Regions from separate parts of the Homo sapiens genome. Here region 1 is linked to region 2. A link is a loop called in an ENCODE intact Hi-C map of the cell type or tissue named here. Cell type or tissue: PC-3. All regions are shown on one strand. Each heading gives the region's core, and the rest is flanking DNA. Links, peaks and the distances in the headings are about the cores only.

Region 1 (7,533 bases), core at 1,670-6,669, 170 kb before region 2:
ACTGATTGATAAGCTCTTGAAAATCCTTACGCTCACTGCATCCCTTCAGGTCTCCAAGGAATGCTAAGTTTTCCCCCTGTCATGAGAGACACAAAGTGAACTTAGTGTTGGGAGATGGAAGCTGGATGGCCCTCAGGGGCTGACCCGCAGGGTGCCGGACTCCGGGATATAGCAGAGAGAGAGCTTGGCATGACTTATTACTCCAGGCTGTAGAATCCTGGAAAAGAGCCACCATGCAGCCCATGCCTCTAAGGACCACCTTAGAGGAAAGGGGACAGTCTGTTCCTCTGGCCTGCCGTGTGCACAAGCATAATAACAATTGCTTTTGTTTAACGTGTGGATGGAATATTTAATCCATTCCAACCAGGCGTTTGCATCTTGGTATCTGCCTTAATTGCCAAAGTTTGTTTTAAGTCTTTAACTTCTATGATCTTCCAGTAAAATGAAGGTATGGTTTTAGGAAATTACAAAAACCAGTTGGGGCAGTCCATCCTTGCTCTTTAGTGGCCCACAGAATGTTGGACCAACTATGGCATAAAAGCACTACATCCGGGGGCAAGACTCCTGGTTGACACTGGGGTCTTTATCGATATCTCCCCAGATTAAATGGTCCTAGTTTACTAATGCCCAGTCTGAAGAGAGTCAGGAGGGACAGAGGTACTTTTCTGAAGGAGAGAGCTGTCTTTGACTTGACAAGTCCCCACAGGGTATAACAAGGCAAGTATTAAATGCAATAGTTTGAGGTGAAATTGACTTGGTTATGTTAATAACTAGGTGGTCAACAATAGAGTGAGGAAAGAAGAAAGAGTAACAGAATAAATGAAAGAGAATTAAATTGTTCTTAGCTTTAATTTGGTAGGGTTTTCCCCTGGGGCTATGGCCCACAACTCTGGAGGCGGTGGCGCTTTCTTGACTCAGGTGTTATGAGTCCATCCCTTTTTTGCTGTATGAACAGCAGTGTCAGTGGTTAGCAGCACAAGATATGGTCCTTCTCAGGCTGGCTCGAGTTTTTCTTCTTTCCACTCTTTGATGAAAACATGTTCTTCAGGCTGGTGCTGGTTTACCGGAAATTCTAGGGGTGGTACCTGTGCTAAAAGACTTTTAGTTTTGAAGGAAAGGAAAGTGGAAGATACACCAAGTATATAATTTCTAAGAAATTGACCTTTTGTTTTAATTGTAGGGACATCAGCAGTGGACTTTATAGTCCTTGGTGCCTTCTTACTGAGAAATTTCCGTTAGCACCTCTTTTTATTGGTTTTTAGACCAAAGAAAGCCAAACATTTTTATATTTGACAATTTTATATTTTATATTTGACAATGCTTCCTGTATGGTTTTCATACCAGATAAGCTATATTTCACCTTTATATTAGTGTGTTATTAATGTTAAACTTAGTTTTAATAAAACTTTGTAGACATATTTATTCACTTTTTAATGTCTGACCATAAGGTAAGATTTTTATAGACTCTTTAACCTTTTATAATTTCTGTTAAAGAGCGGGTTAGTGCTTTAAGAAAAACCTGTTGAGCTTTTATTTTAATGTCCAGTTCACAGAAAAACTGGATGATACCTCTTTAACTTTAACCAATATGTTTACACACAGAATTTCCTTTACAATTAATGTTTCAAAACTTGCTAAAACCTTTAAAACAAAATATTTTTTTAAAGTTTTTAATGTAGGTAAAAATCCACATTCTTATGCCTCCTTATAATCCTTTTACCAAAGGTATATTTTACTTACCTTATTCACCTTGCACATAAACTACTTCTTCAATATTTTTACATTGAGGAGGCCTAATTACTTTTAAATTCTACAACATTTCTTGCATAAATTCCCTTTATAACTTTTTTTTTCATGATTTTCACAGACAATTCTTTGACACGCCTCAACTTTGTGACTTGTTGCAAACATCCTTTTCTTTAAACAACCAGTTAATTTATTTTAGGATAAGAATTTACCATATAACATTATTTTTACATAAATTCTCCCCCCCACCCCACACCCCCACTTTTTTCCCCCTAAAGATGATAACCATTCTTTTCCAAAGCGAACTTCCTTCCTGTCTGTGGACTAGACTGCCTAAGGCCATAAGATTTGAAGTTAGGATAATACATGTTACACTGTTAACTTTGAGCAAACTTTACTTTTGTTGAAAACCTTGTAAGTTTTGGATTTCAATTATCCTTTGCTGTTAATAAGACTTTGTTTAGTCCAAATTTAGAATTGGTATAGATGGTTCTTTCCTGGTTCTGTAAGTACTTTAAGGCTTGGCTGAGTGGAAACAGCTCAAACCTTGGAGTAGACCAATTATCAGGCAATTTTCCTAACTCTGCTTTTACAAGAGTTTCCCTATCAATTACTGAATACCTATTGTGTCTTTTTCCCTCAGTCACCCACCCGGGAGGAACCATCTGTCCTCCCGGGAACTGTCCTAAAGGGAGTTCCTCCTAGGTCTGGTCAGACCTTTGTATGGTAATTAATTAAGATTTAGATCCCCTGTTAGGAAACCTGCTGGGTTAAGGGAATTATCAGTGGCTAATGTTAAATCATCTTTTTCTAACAGAATAGTCCCATACTTCAAGATTTTTGAGTTAGTAAGCTACATTTTTGCTTTTTTTTTTTTTTTTTTTTTGACTTAGGATGGTTCTGAACTGGGGAGTTGTGCTCACAATGAGGTTTCCTCTAAAAGCTATTTTTCTACTTTCTTCTGCTAGCAAAGCAGTTGCAGCTACAGATTAAATGCATTTGGGCCATCCACAAGTTACTGGGTTAATGATTTTTGATAGGAAGGCCTCAGTGCTTTCCGGCTATGCCCTTGTTTATACTGACAACAAGGTAGTATTGGGGTGTTATAAGCTCATGGAGAAGACCTTCAATTATCAATTACAGGTTTTAAATTTACCCTGGCTTTTAAAGGAATAGGTTACACTGTTTTCTCTTTACTACTTCTCTCTTTCTCTCTTTGACTTTCTGTCTCTTTCTCTTTCTTTGACCCCCTCTTTGTCTCTCTGTCTCTTCCTCTCTCTCTCTGCCTATCTCTCTCTTTGACTCCCTCTTTGTCTTTCTGTCTCTTCCTCTCTCTCCGCCTCTCTTTCTGTCTCTCTCTTTCTTTCTGCTCTCTCTTTCTCTTTCCCCTCTCTTTCTCTCTTTCCTCTCTACTGTTCTTTCCCTGCCTCTGCCAGCTGCTTATGCTGCTGTTCTCCTCTCTCCTTCCCTTTCCCCTAGGGGAAGGACCTGCAGTAGTGGAGCTACTCTTTCTTCCCCTAAAAAGAGGACACCCAAGATGGACATTAACTCAACCCAAGTTTACAACTGAGGTCCTAAGAATTGCTCAATTTGGTCTGCCACACCGTAAGGGTCACCTAGTAGCAGTTTAAGCTCCTTTTTAAAAAAAATTCTGGACTTCTGAACTGGTTAGGGGAGTATTTACAAAGCCAATGGCCACCCCCTCCTTGTGGTACCTCTTTCAAAGCGAAGAGCACTGGGGCTGACCTCTTAGGTACCAAGGGAAATGGGAAATCCTGAATATCTTTTTTACATTGTTCTACCTCATGCTGGAGTCCTTTTAGAGAGGGGTATTTAGGTTGGGAGAGAACAGGCTGATGGGATGGTAATTCCCAAGAGTCAGGGTTATAAGGAGGAGGGATAATGTGAGTAGAGGAGGAATTTGGAATGGGATCTGAGGCAGCAGTGGCTGTCTGAGGGGAAAAATTGGGGACACTGAATGGGGGAAGATAGTCTAGGGGATCCCATGTGCTGGAATTTTTAGGCATGAGAGCTGGCTCCTCTGACTTTTCATTTTGAGGTGCCAGATTGGGTTCTTCCCTATTTGTTTTTAAGGGAAAAAGGAGGGCAGGTCCTTGCCTCCATAGCCTAGTTCTTCTTGAGACACTGGACTTCTATCATTAACATATCAGATTAGAAACTGACACATTGCATCCTCATTCGACCTAAACTTCGGCCAGAAGATTGAGGGTTTGAGGATGGGTCCCTGAGTCCAAAGAAAACAGCAATATTTTATCATTTGTTGCTTTTTCCTATGTTTAGTCCTTTCATTAGCCTTCCAGTGTTTTAGCATGAGACCTAGGGGGCTATCCAGAGTGATATCTTTGTTACCATCTTTATCCTCCTTGCTCCCTCTCTTGCTTGGTGTATTTCCCATCTTGATGGTTTTGGGGTAAGGTTCAAGGTTCAATTTCCCCTACTGGAAATTTCTCACCTTTTGGGGTGAGGCTCAGTTTCCCCACTGGAAATTTCTTGTGTTTTGGGGTGAGGCTCAATTTCCCCACTGGAAATTTCTTGTGTTTTGGGGTGAGGCTCAATTTCCTCACTGGAAATTTCTTGCCTTTTGGGATAAGGCTCAATTTCCCCACTGGAAAGTTCTTGCCTTTATTTTTTTTTCCATGTTGCTGAGAGCTTGGGTTATTCCCATACTGAGGAATCATTTCTCACCCCTGAGGCTGCCACAAGGGGGCGGGGCGCGCCTCCTCACGAGACAGAACCAGAGACCATCCCAAGAGGGGAATGCAATCATGGGCGAGCCCCCAAATTGTTATATATAAAGTTTCAATGCCACAAAAGAAATAGCACTCAAATATAAAATTTTAATTCTCAGCGAGGCAAGTTACTTCTATAGAAGGGTGCACCCTTATAGATGGAGCAATGGTGAGCACACACTTGGACAAGGGAGGGGAAGAGGTTCTTATCCCTGACGCACGTGGCACCTGCTGCTGTGTCGTTCCCCTATTGGCTAGGGTTAGACTGCACAGGCTAAAATAATTCCGATTGGCTAATTTAAAGAGGGTGAGGGGGTGGGTGTTTTGGCAGGAAAAAATGGTTAAGCAGGGTGAAGAACGAGTCAGGGCGGAGCAGGTAGCAGGTAATCTGAATAAGTTAGAGTGGAGCAGGTGATTGGAATGAGTCAGAGTGGAGTAGATAATCAGAATGAGTCAGGGTGGAGTAAGTAATCGAAAAAAGTTGCTTTACGAGGAAGTTAAGTTTAAAAGTAGAAGGCAAAGAATTAAACATACTGACATGCTGATTCTTTGAAGAGAAAATTAGAACTTATATCTAACACTAACGTAGTTTTCTATTGAAGAACAACTTTCATGGCCTTTAAATCTTAATGTATATAAAATTTTTTATTTATTTTTTATTTTTTTAGAGACAAAGGCTTGCTGTGTCATCCAGGCTGGAGTTCAGTTGCTTGATCATAGCTTACCACAGCCTTGAACTCCTGGGCTCAAGTGATCCTTGTGCTTCAGCCTCTTGAGTAGCTGGGACTACAGGCTACACACCCGGCTAATTTTCTCATTTTTTTTTTTTTGTAGAGACAGGGTCTTACTATTTCACCCAGGCTGGTCTCAAACTCCTGGCCTCAAGTGATTCTTTCACCTTGGCTTCCCAAAGGAGGTATAAAAATTAAATAAGATGGGCTGGACACAGTGGCTCACACCTGTAATCCCAGCACCTTGGGAGGCCAAGGCAGGCAGATCACTTGAGGTCAGGAGTTTGAGACCAGCCTGACCAACATGGCAAAACCCCATCTCTACTAAAAATACAAAATTAGCCAGGCATGGTGGTGCATGCCTGTAATCCCAGCTACTCAGGAGACTGAGGCAGGGAATTGCTTGAACCTGGAAGGCAGAGGTTGCAGTGAGCCGAGATCGTGCCTTTGCACTCCAGCCTGGGCGATAAGAGTGAAACTTCATCTCAAAAAATAAATAAATAAGATGGAAAGATAGGATAAGGCAGGCATTTTGACACATGAAGCCTGATGCATATCTTCTTTATTATTATTATTATCATCATCATTATACTTTAAGTTCTAGGGCATGTGTGCACAACGTGCAGGTTTGTTACATATGTATACATGTGCCATGTTTGTGTGCTTTACCTGTTAACTCGTCATTTACATTAGGTATATCTCTTAATGCTATCCCTCCCCCCTCCCCCCACTCCACGATAGGCCCTGGTGTATGACATTCCCCACCCTGCGTCCAAGTGTTCTCATTGTTCAAATCCCACCTATGAGTGAGAACATGCGGTGTTTGGTTTTCTGTCCTTGCAATAGTTTGCTCAGAATGATGGTTTCCAGCTTCATCCATGTCCCTACAAAGGACATGAACTCATCCTTTTTTATGGCTGCATAGTATTCCATGGTGTATATGTGCCACATTTTCTTAATCCAGTCTATCGTTGTTGGACATTTGGGTTGGTTCAAGTCTTTGCTACTGTGAATAGTGCCGCAATAAACATACGTGTGCATGTGTCTTTATAGCAGCATGATTTATAATCCTTTGGGTATATATCCAGTAATGGGATGGCTGGGTCAAATGGTATTTCTAATTCTAGATCCTTGAGGAATTGCCACACTGTCTTCCACAATGGTTGAACTAGTTTACAGTCCCACCAACAGTGTAAAAGTGTTCCTATTTCTCCACATCCTCTCCAGCACCTGTTGTTTCTGGACTTTTTAATGATCGCCATTTGAACTGGTATGTGATGGTATCTCACAGTGGTTTTGATTTGCATTTCTCTGATGGCCAGTGATGAGGAACATTTTTTCATGTGTCTCTTGGCTGCATAAATGTCTTCTTTTGAGAAGTGTCTGTTCATATCCTTCACCCACTTGTTGATGGGGTTGTTTGTTTTTTTCTTGTAAATTTGTTTAAATTCTTTGTAGATTCTGGATATTCGCCCTTTGTCAGATGGGTAGATTGTAAAAATTTTCTCCCATTCTGTAGGTTGCCTGTTCACTCTGAAGGTAGTTTCTTTTGCTGTGCAGAAGCTCTTTAGTTTAATTAGATCCCATTTGTCAATTTTGGCTTTTGTTGCCATTGCTTTTGGTGTTTTAGTCATGAAGTCCTTATCCATGCCTATGTCCTGAATGGTATTGCCTAGGTTTTCTTCTAGGGTTTTTATGGTTTTAGGTCTAACATTTAAGTCTTTAATCCATCTTGAATTAATTTTTGTATAAGGTGTAAGGAAGGGATCCAGTTTCAGCTTTCTACATATGGCTAGCCAGCTTTCCCAGCACCATGTATTAAATAGGGAATCCTTTCCCCATTTCTTGTTTTTGTCACGTATGTCAAAGTCCAGATGGTTGTAGATGTGTGGTATTATTTTCAAGGGCTCTATTCTGTTCCATTTGTCAATATCTCTATTTTGGTACCAGTACCATGCTGTTTTGGTACCAGTACCATGCTGTTTTGGTTACTGTAGCCTTGTAGTATAGTTTGAAATCAGGTAGCATGATGCCTCCAGCTTTGTTCTTTTGGCTTAGGACTGACTTGGTAATGTGAGCTCTTTTTTGGTTCCATATGAACTTTAAAGTAGTTTTTTCCAATTCTGTGAAGAAAGTCATTGGTAGCTTGATGGGGATGTCATTGAATCTATAAATCACCTTGGGCAGTATGGCCATTTTCACAATATTGATTCTTCCTATCTGTGAGCATGGAATGTTCTTCCATTTGTTTGTGCCCTCTTTTATTTTGTTGAGCAGTAGTTTGTTGTTCTCCTTGAAGAGGTCCT
Region 2 (7,533 bases), core at 945-5,944:
GGGGCCTTTAGCACCTTCATTTTGGCCAATTTCTCCCATTCAGTATGGGTGTATTTATCGATGCCTGCACTCCCATTGTATCTAGGAAGTAACTAACTTGCTTTTGATTTTACAGGTTCATGGGCAGAAGGGACTTGCCTTGTCTCAGATGAGATTTTGGACTGTGGACTTTTGAATTAATGCTAAAATGAGTTAAGACTTTGGGGGAGGCCGGGCGCGGTGGCTCACGCCTGTAATCCTAGCACTTTGGGAGGCCGAGACGGGCGGATCACGAGGTCAGGAGATCGAGACCATCTTGGCTAACACGGTGAAACCCCGTTTCTACTAAAAATACAAAAAATTAGCCGGGCGTGTTGGCGGGCGCCTGTAGTCCCAGCTACTTGGGAGGCTGAGGCAGGAGAATGGCATGAACCTGGGAGGCGGAGCTTGCAGTGAGCCGAGATCGCGCCACTGCACTCCAACCTGGGAGACACAGCGAGACTCCGTCTCAAAAAAAAAAAAAAAAAAAAAAAGACTTTGGGGGACTGTTGGGAAGGCATGATTGGTTTTCAGATGTGAGGACATGAGATTTGGGAGGGGCCAGGGATGGAATGATATGGTATGGCTGTGTCCCCACCCAAATATCTTGAATTGTAGCTCCCATAATTCCCACATGTTGTGGGAGGGACCCAGTGGGAGAGAATTGAATCATGAGGGCAATTCCCCCCATACTGTTCTCGTGGTAGTGAGTAAGTCTCACAATATCTGATTTTTTTTTTGAGATGGAGTTTTGCTCTCGTTAAATATGAATATTTAGACCTGCTATATAATATGTAAACCAGGCTATATGAATATTTAGACCTACTATATAAATATTAAAACCTACTTAAGTGCCTAAGTGTCAAATTTAAATATGAATTGCAAATTTCACAACTCTGGTGTCTATTGGCTCTTAAAACCACCCAAGCTACCTATTGTGGGGAAAACTATTCTATAAGATGGGTGATGAGGTTTTAAAAGTGGTTTACTAACTTCTTAACCATAAAAACAATGGGAGGAAAGACTGAGAAAATAACTCAGTACATTTGACTAAGTAACATTTTTCAATTTTTTTAATGCTAAAAGGCAAATGGCAGGCTAGGATGATTTTACAGTGGAATAGGAAGTCCAGCAAACACTTTGGAAAGTGTAAGACAGGAGGTTGACAACAAGGGGAAGCACAGCAGTAGGGGCTGGGAGAAGGAGGGACTGGAAGACCAGGAAAATTGGGATTTTGGATGGCAGTGGCAGAATATGGTGAAACATGGTGGGCTTCATATCCACAAGTTAGTAATAAAAGGGGTAGAGCGATGACCTGTGACTATGCAAACTAGGGCCCCAGTGAATGTTTTGGGTCTAAATGACCTTGAAAGTCTACCACCTTCACTAGCTTTAGCTCAGGGTTGGGAATGGAATATGGAACAATGCCATATTATCTTATACCTGAGAAGCTCATTCCCTGGCTGTAAGGGAAGGAGAATTCATTCACTCTGAAAGCCTTCACCTTTTAATGGAACTAATAACTGCCATGGCAAAATGGAGAGCTGAGGCTTCTGAAGAATACTAAATGTCCCTACAATGTCTTAATGAACAAAGAGAAATATCCACGGTAACTCACAGCCACAGGATGGAAGATCTCCTAGTACTGGGATTCCCAACAGTTCTGACATAATTCTTTGCTGCCCTCACCATTTTTAGATACATTCTTGTTTGTCCACTCCCCCTTTTTCTCTGCTGAGTTAACATCTCAACAGTAAAGGTCCCTCATATTCTCCAAACATCAGGAGAAAAAAACATCCTTTCAATGTACTTTTCCTCTTCTTTTTCAGCAGGGAAACTGGTGCTATAGCTGCCCAACAGGTTCTTCTCACTTGCTGCCCAGATAAAACCAATGTATCAAGACAAGGGAATTGCAATAGAGAAAGGGTTCAAGATACATAGGGCCAGCTAAACAGGAGAGCAGAATTTTATTATTATTCAAATCAGCCTCTCCAAACATTCAGAGGCTAGGGTTTTTTCAAGATAGTTTGGTGGGCAGGGGGCTAGGGAATGGGTGCTGCTGATGGTTGGGGATGCAATCATAGGGATGTGGAAAATGGTCCTCATGCCCTGAGTCTGCTTCTGGGTGGGGGCCACAGGACCCATTGAGTCATAAGTCCAAATGGAGTCATCTTGGTCATCAGAAAAGCTAAAGTCTGAAAAGATATCTCCAAAGGCCAATATTAGGTTCTACAATAGTAGAGGTTATTTATAGGAGTAATTGGAGAAGTTACAAATCTTGTGACCACCAGAACAATGACTGGTTATTCTTTAACTATACCTACATCTTTGCAGAACTCAGATTCTTCTCATAACCCTAACCTTGTGGCCTTTCATTAGTTTTACTAAGGCAGTTTAATTTGGGGAGGGATATTATCATCCTTGCTTTAAGGATAGATTTCTCCCAAAGTTAGCTTGGCCCACACCCAGGAATGGAGGTTACAGGCAAGATGGAGTTGGTTAAGTCAGATCTCTTTCACTGCCATAGTATTCTCACTATTATAACTTTTGCAAAGGTGGTTTCAGAGATGTGCAATGGCATAATGGTTATGAACCCAGACTCCAGAGGCAGTCTGCTTGGATTTGAATCCTAGGATTTTCATCTAGCTGTGTGACCTCAGACAAGTGACTTAACGGCTCTGTGACTCCAAGTCTCCTGCTGTAAAATAGGGATGATAGCATCTTTTCTTGGTGATGCTGCGAGGAAAAGGAGTTAATATGTGTAAAGACATTTAGAAAGGCCCTGGCACACAGTAAATGTTAGTTACTGCTATAGAAGTTGCTGAATGAATGATTTCAACAATAGTCCATGTGGAACATGTAAACCAATTAAATATTTGTTCCTAAAGGAACAGAATATTTATAGACATATAGCCTATTTATTTTCTTCTATTGAGCAGCTGACAGTAATAGTGGATGTACATGTTTGTCTTCTTAATAGGAAAGAAGTAGGCTTAGGTTGACTGAGTGCCTACTGTTTGCTAGGCACAGTATAGATATCTTTTCACCTTATTCTCAAAACAAGCCTGAGAATTAGATATTTTATCCTCGTTTTTCTTAGGCAGAAACTTGCCCAAAGTTGCACATCTCGCTCCAAATCACAGTGCCTAGCAAGGTCTAGGCAGGAATTCAAGCCCATCTGACTACAACATACAATGTGTCAACACAGATGTCCACAACTTTGCTTTGTATGTAGCCACCTGAAAGAGAATGAATTAGAATAATTATTTTTGAGGGAGTTCAGTGCCATCAGGTGCCAAATTATTTATTTGCAATGCCAAATTGTATGGTTTTCTATTTAAACAGAGCTTTGGTCTAGGTGTAACTGTAATATTCTAGATAGAATATTACTTGTCTAGTGGCCTATCTCACAAGAAAATAAATAAATAAAATAAAAATATTGCTGGAATTTGAAGGATAAATCAATATAGATGCCTCAGAAAAGATGGGGTAGGGTGAGTGGAGTAATAATTTTGGGAAATGTAATGACCAGAAAATAAACTATCACTATTGCTGCATTTTGCTTTTGTCCAATATTCTCTTGGCATGTATGGACATGAACTACCATTCAGTGAAACTGACATGTTCTCTCTCCTTTGAGAAGGATCATGGAGGTTTCTGGTGCCATCGTTTTAAATGTTCCAAATAGAAGCAAACATCTACTGTTAGAAAAGTAAACCAAGTGAAGAAAAGAAAAGAAAATGACTTGCATTCTTTTGCATAGATATGGCTATATCAAGTAATTAGGGTTGTACTAAAGAGGTTGGGAATATATTTTATTTATTTGCTTATGTGACTTTTACTCATTATTTTCATTTTGTGGTGAGTAAAGGGAAAAATGTAGTAAGAACAAAATGACCTTTCCATTTTGTCCTAAAACCAAACAGGAAGAGGGAGTACTGCCATCTTTTGGTTACACAATATAATAATTTTAAATCGTTACACTTAACAACAGCCAGATGAATGCCAATATTAGTCATCACCAAATGAACAGAAACACTGACTTACCTGGCATGAGTTAGTTCCTTAGACTATTTCTTCATAATAGCTTTCTTCTGCAAAGTAATCACAGAGACTCCAAAATCTCATTTTTCTTTCAATTGTAGACAGAAAGAGAAAGTACTGGTGGGCTAAGTAGATTATCTTAAAGAGCACTGACAGTTCTAATATTTGTATTTAATGATTCTAAAGCATTCAGAGTAAACAAAGATAAAAGAGAACTTTTAATTACTAAAGTCAATTTCACAATTGCCCCAGGGGTGAAGAACTTGAGTGCAAGGCTGAACTTCCTTAGACCAAGGAAACACTATGGCAAAGCCTGCCAGGTATCCACTACAGGGCTTCATCTACACCAAGCAAGACAAAAAGTACAGCAAAAACACAATTGGAGCATTCCTGGAATGTTCTTTCTTTTTCTTTTCTTTTTTTTTTTTTTTTTCTTGTGAGAACAGAGTCTTGCTGTGTCACCTAGACTGGAGTGCGGTGGCACAATCTCAGCTCACTGCAACCTCCCCTTCCTGGGATCAAGCAATTCTCCTGCCTCAGCCTCCTGAGTAGCTGGGTGTACAGTCACCCGCCACCACGCCCGGCTAATTTTCGTATTTTTGGTAGAGATAGGGTTTTGCCATGTTGGCCAGGCTGGTCTCGAACTCCTGACCTCAGGTCATCTGCCCGCCTCGGCCTCTCAAAGTGCTGGGATTACAGGCGTGAGCCTCTGCGCCCGGCTGATTTTTTTTTAAGGAAATATGGTACTACAATAGAAGGAAACTAAAGAAGTTTATCAGAGTGTACTATAGAGGGCCGCCTCTCAGTGAGCTGAGTTGGCTGCAGGGAGGCCATAGACACTGTTGTTACAAGACACGTTTTATTAACAGCCATCCTGAAGAAAAGACTTTGAATAGGTTGAGGGTATATATTTTAAAGAGGAAACATTAATTTGAAAAGGAGAAGAATCTGGAAAGGAAATATAATCCCCTCAAATCCTGTCTAGATCCAGAGAAGCAGCTATCCAAATGAGGTTTTTTTAAGGCTCATCAGGGTGGCAGAAAATAGAATATAAAGCCCCGAAGGGGATCTTAAGATATTTGGAATAAAAGGGAAATATGGAAGTGTCATGGCAGTTGAGTGAAAGGAAGTGAACTGAACTTGACATTTATTTGGATAATATCACTTTTCTATATGCGCAGTACTGATATGTTTTTAAAAATAAAAGCACGAAATTTTTGTTATTTGTTATTCTTATTAAGAAGATAAATAAGTAAACATTTTCATAGGGTACCAGAGAGGAGAGCGGGCGAAGGGAGGACCTGGTTTCTAGTCGTAGGTCTCCACTGACTAGCAGGCTGCCCTTATGCCACTTAGACTCCCTGAGTCTTGGTTTCCTCATCTACAAAGTAAGTTCGCTGGATGCCACCATAGCTTCTCAAGCTGAGTTCTGAGGACTCCTCCCCATCTATGAATTATTTTCAGAAGCTGATAGGTTCTCTGCTTTGAGAAGTATCAGACTCAGTCATTTCTAATGGCTTTGCTAGCTCGAAAATTCTAAGATATAAGATATATTTTTCTTCTCTAATTCCCTCAGGACCCAGAAGAGGAAGAAAAGTCAGCATACTTATTTTTTTCTTGTTTTCCTTCTCCCTGACATGCAATTATTCTATTGTTCTGAATTTCTAGAGCAGTGCTTTCCCACAGAAATACATTTAACTTAAAATTTTCCAGGCCAGGCGCAGTGGCTCATGCCTGTAACCCCAGCACTTTGGGAGGCCAGGGCAGGGGGATCACTCGAGGTCAGGAGTTCAAGACCAGCCTGGCCAACATGGCGAAACCCTGTCTCCACTAAAAATACAAAACTTAGCCAGCCGTGAGGGTGAGCATCTGTAGTCCCAGCTACTCAGGAAGCCAAGGCAGGAGAATCGCTCAAATCCAGGAGGTGGAGGTTGCAATGAACTGAGATTGTGCCACTGCACTCCTGGGCAACAGAGTGAGACTGTCCCCCCAAAAAAATAAAAAATTATAGTAGCCACAGTTTTAAAAGCAAAAAGACATGGGTGAAGCTCATTTTAATTATATATTTTATTTAGCCAAATATATCCAAAATATTCTGATTTCAACATGTAATCAATGTAAAAATTAATGAGATGGTTTATATATATTTTTTGTACTAAGTCTTAGAAATCCAAAATGTATTTTACATTTACAACACATTCCAATTCAAAGTAGCCATATTTCAGGTTCCATAGTCACATTATAGCACCAGACCCATCTGATTCATCTTTTATGTAACAAAGTTGTGGGTTGTTTTTCAGTTGCCCTGGACCCTTGGGTCACGTGACCTGGGCATGCCCAGATGAACCAAGAATCACAGGGGGAACCTAAGTGCTCAGGCTGAGGGCAGGGGACTGGATTAAGAAGTGGACACCACATGGCAGGATCCAGGATCCAATCAGATCTAGCTGTGGCGTCACCCCATGGCAGGATCCAGGATCCAATCAAATCTAGCTGTGGCGTTACCCCATGGCAGGATCCAGGATCCAATCAGATCTAGCTGTGGCGTCACCCCATGGCAGGATCCAGTGAGATCATGCCTCATTACCCTTTGCTTATAAAAACTAGATCCAGCTCCCAGTCCCGGGAGGTACTGCTTTGGGACCAGGTGTTCTTATCTGTTGCAAGTAAGAAAATCCCCTTGTTAACAATCCTCTTTGGTTCTGGTCATTGGACTGTCATTCACCAAGCTACCAAACCCACCCATTGTATGGGAAACAACACATGGCTGATGTGGGAAGTTCCTATGTCCTGTAGTGGACAGCACAGTGACAACCCTATAGTTGGAGAGCTGATACGTGGCTGTTCGGGTACCCTGAAAAATAGGCCTGTTTGGTTACCCAGTATCACAACCTAGGGATGGTCTGGAATGCATAGAAAAAGCTCAGGACCTAGAGGAAACATTTCTCTACTCAAAAACCTGCAGTGTACATGCCTCCTTCTCAGACCATCAGTCCCTCCCTTCCAGAACACATGATAATCGGTATTTCTTTCTTTCTTTTTTTTTTCCAGCCCTAATGCTGCTTCTCAGCAACAAAGCTGGAAGTGTTTTTCTCAACAGACCATTCCCCGGAGAAGAATGTAATTATATCTCTGTCTTTGGACTCAGGCAGATAATGATTACCCACAAAAATCCCTGCTGTAGAAACAATGAATTTGTACTAGTGCTCTTCGTTTTTTAAATGATGCGGAAACTTCCATTAATTCACCAACCCTATTGCAGGAGCCTGATTCAGAGACTGTCTGCAATTAATGCATTTTTTGTTGTAAGACATGAGAGCAGAAGAGGATAGAAATAATGAGAATCTAATTTGGAAGTCAGTGATGTAGACTTCAGTTTGAGATATCATGTTTGTCCTTTTATAGAAATGCTTGGAACAGTGAGTAAGAGGAGTAATAAGAAATTTTGCACATTAAAATAAGACAGGCTAT

What was found. A loop is a pair of places that touch in the nucleus more often than their neighbours do. Peaks named below come from ENCODE experiments on the same cell type or tissue, not always from the same donor. Only the 100,000 strongest peaks of a DNase experiment are listed, where the experiment ranks them.
Region 1: it touches region 2 in a loop (11-fold over the local background); 3 of 110 quality-filtered maps call a loop at or near these places.

Annotation. Positions count from the first base shown.
Region 1 is chr18:8,878,244-8,885,776 of GRCh38, forward strand. No RefSeq gene overlaps it. Among named protein-coding and RNA genes, the nearest start is that of GACAT2, 170 kb to the left of the region's middle. In PC-3, for the core only: a CTCF peak has its summit at 4,486 (motif pointing right); DNase peaks (open chromatin) are centred at 4,498, 4,848 and 5,198; H3K27ac peaks cover 1,796 bases.
Region 2 is chr18:9,051,472-9,059,004 of GRCh38, forward strand. No RefSeq gene overlaps it. Among named protein-coding and RNA genes, the nearest start is that of NDUFV2, 47 kb to the right of the region's middle. RefSeq lists a silencer at 3,999-4,108. In PC-3, for the core only: a CTCF peak has its summit at 3,972 (motif pointing left); a DNase peak (open chromatin) is centred at 4,020; H3K27ac peaks cover 862 bases.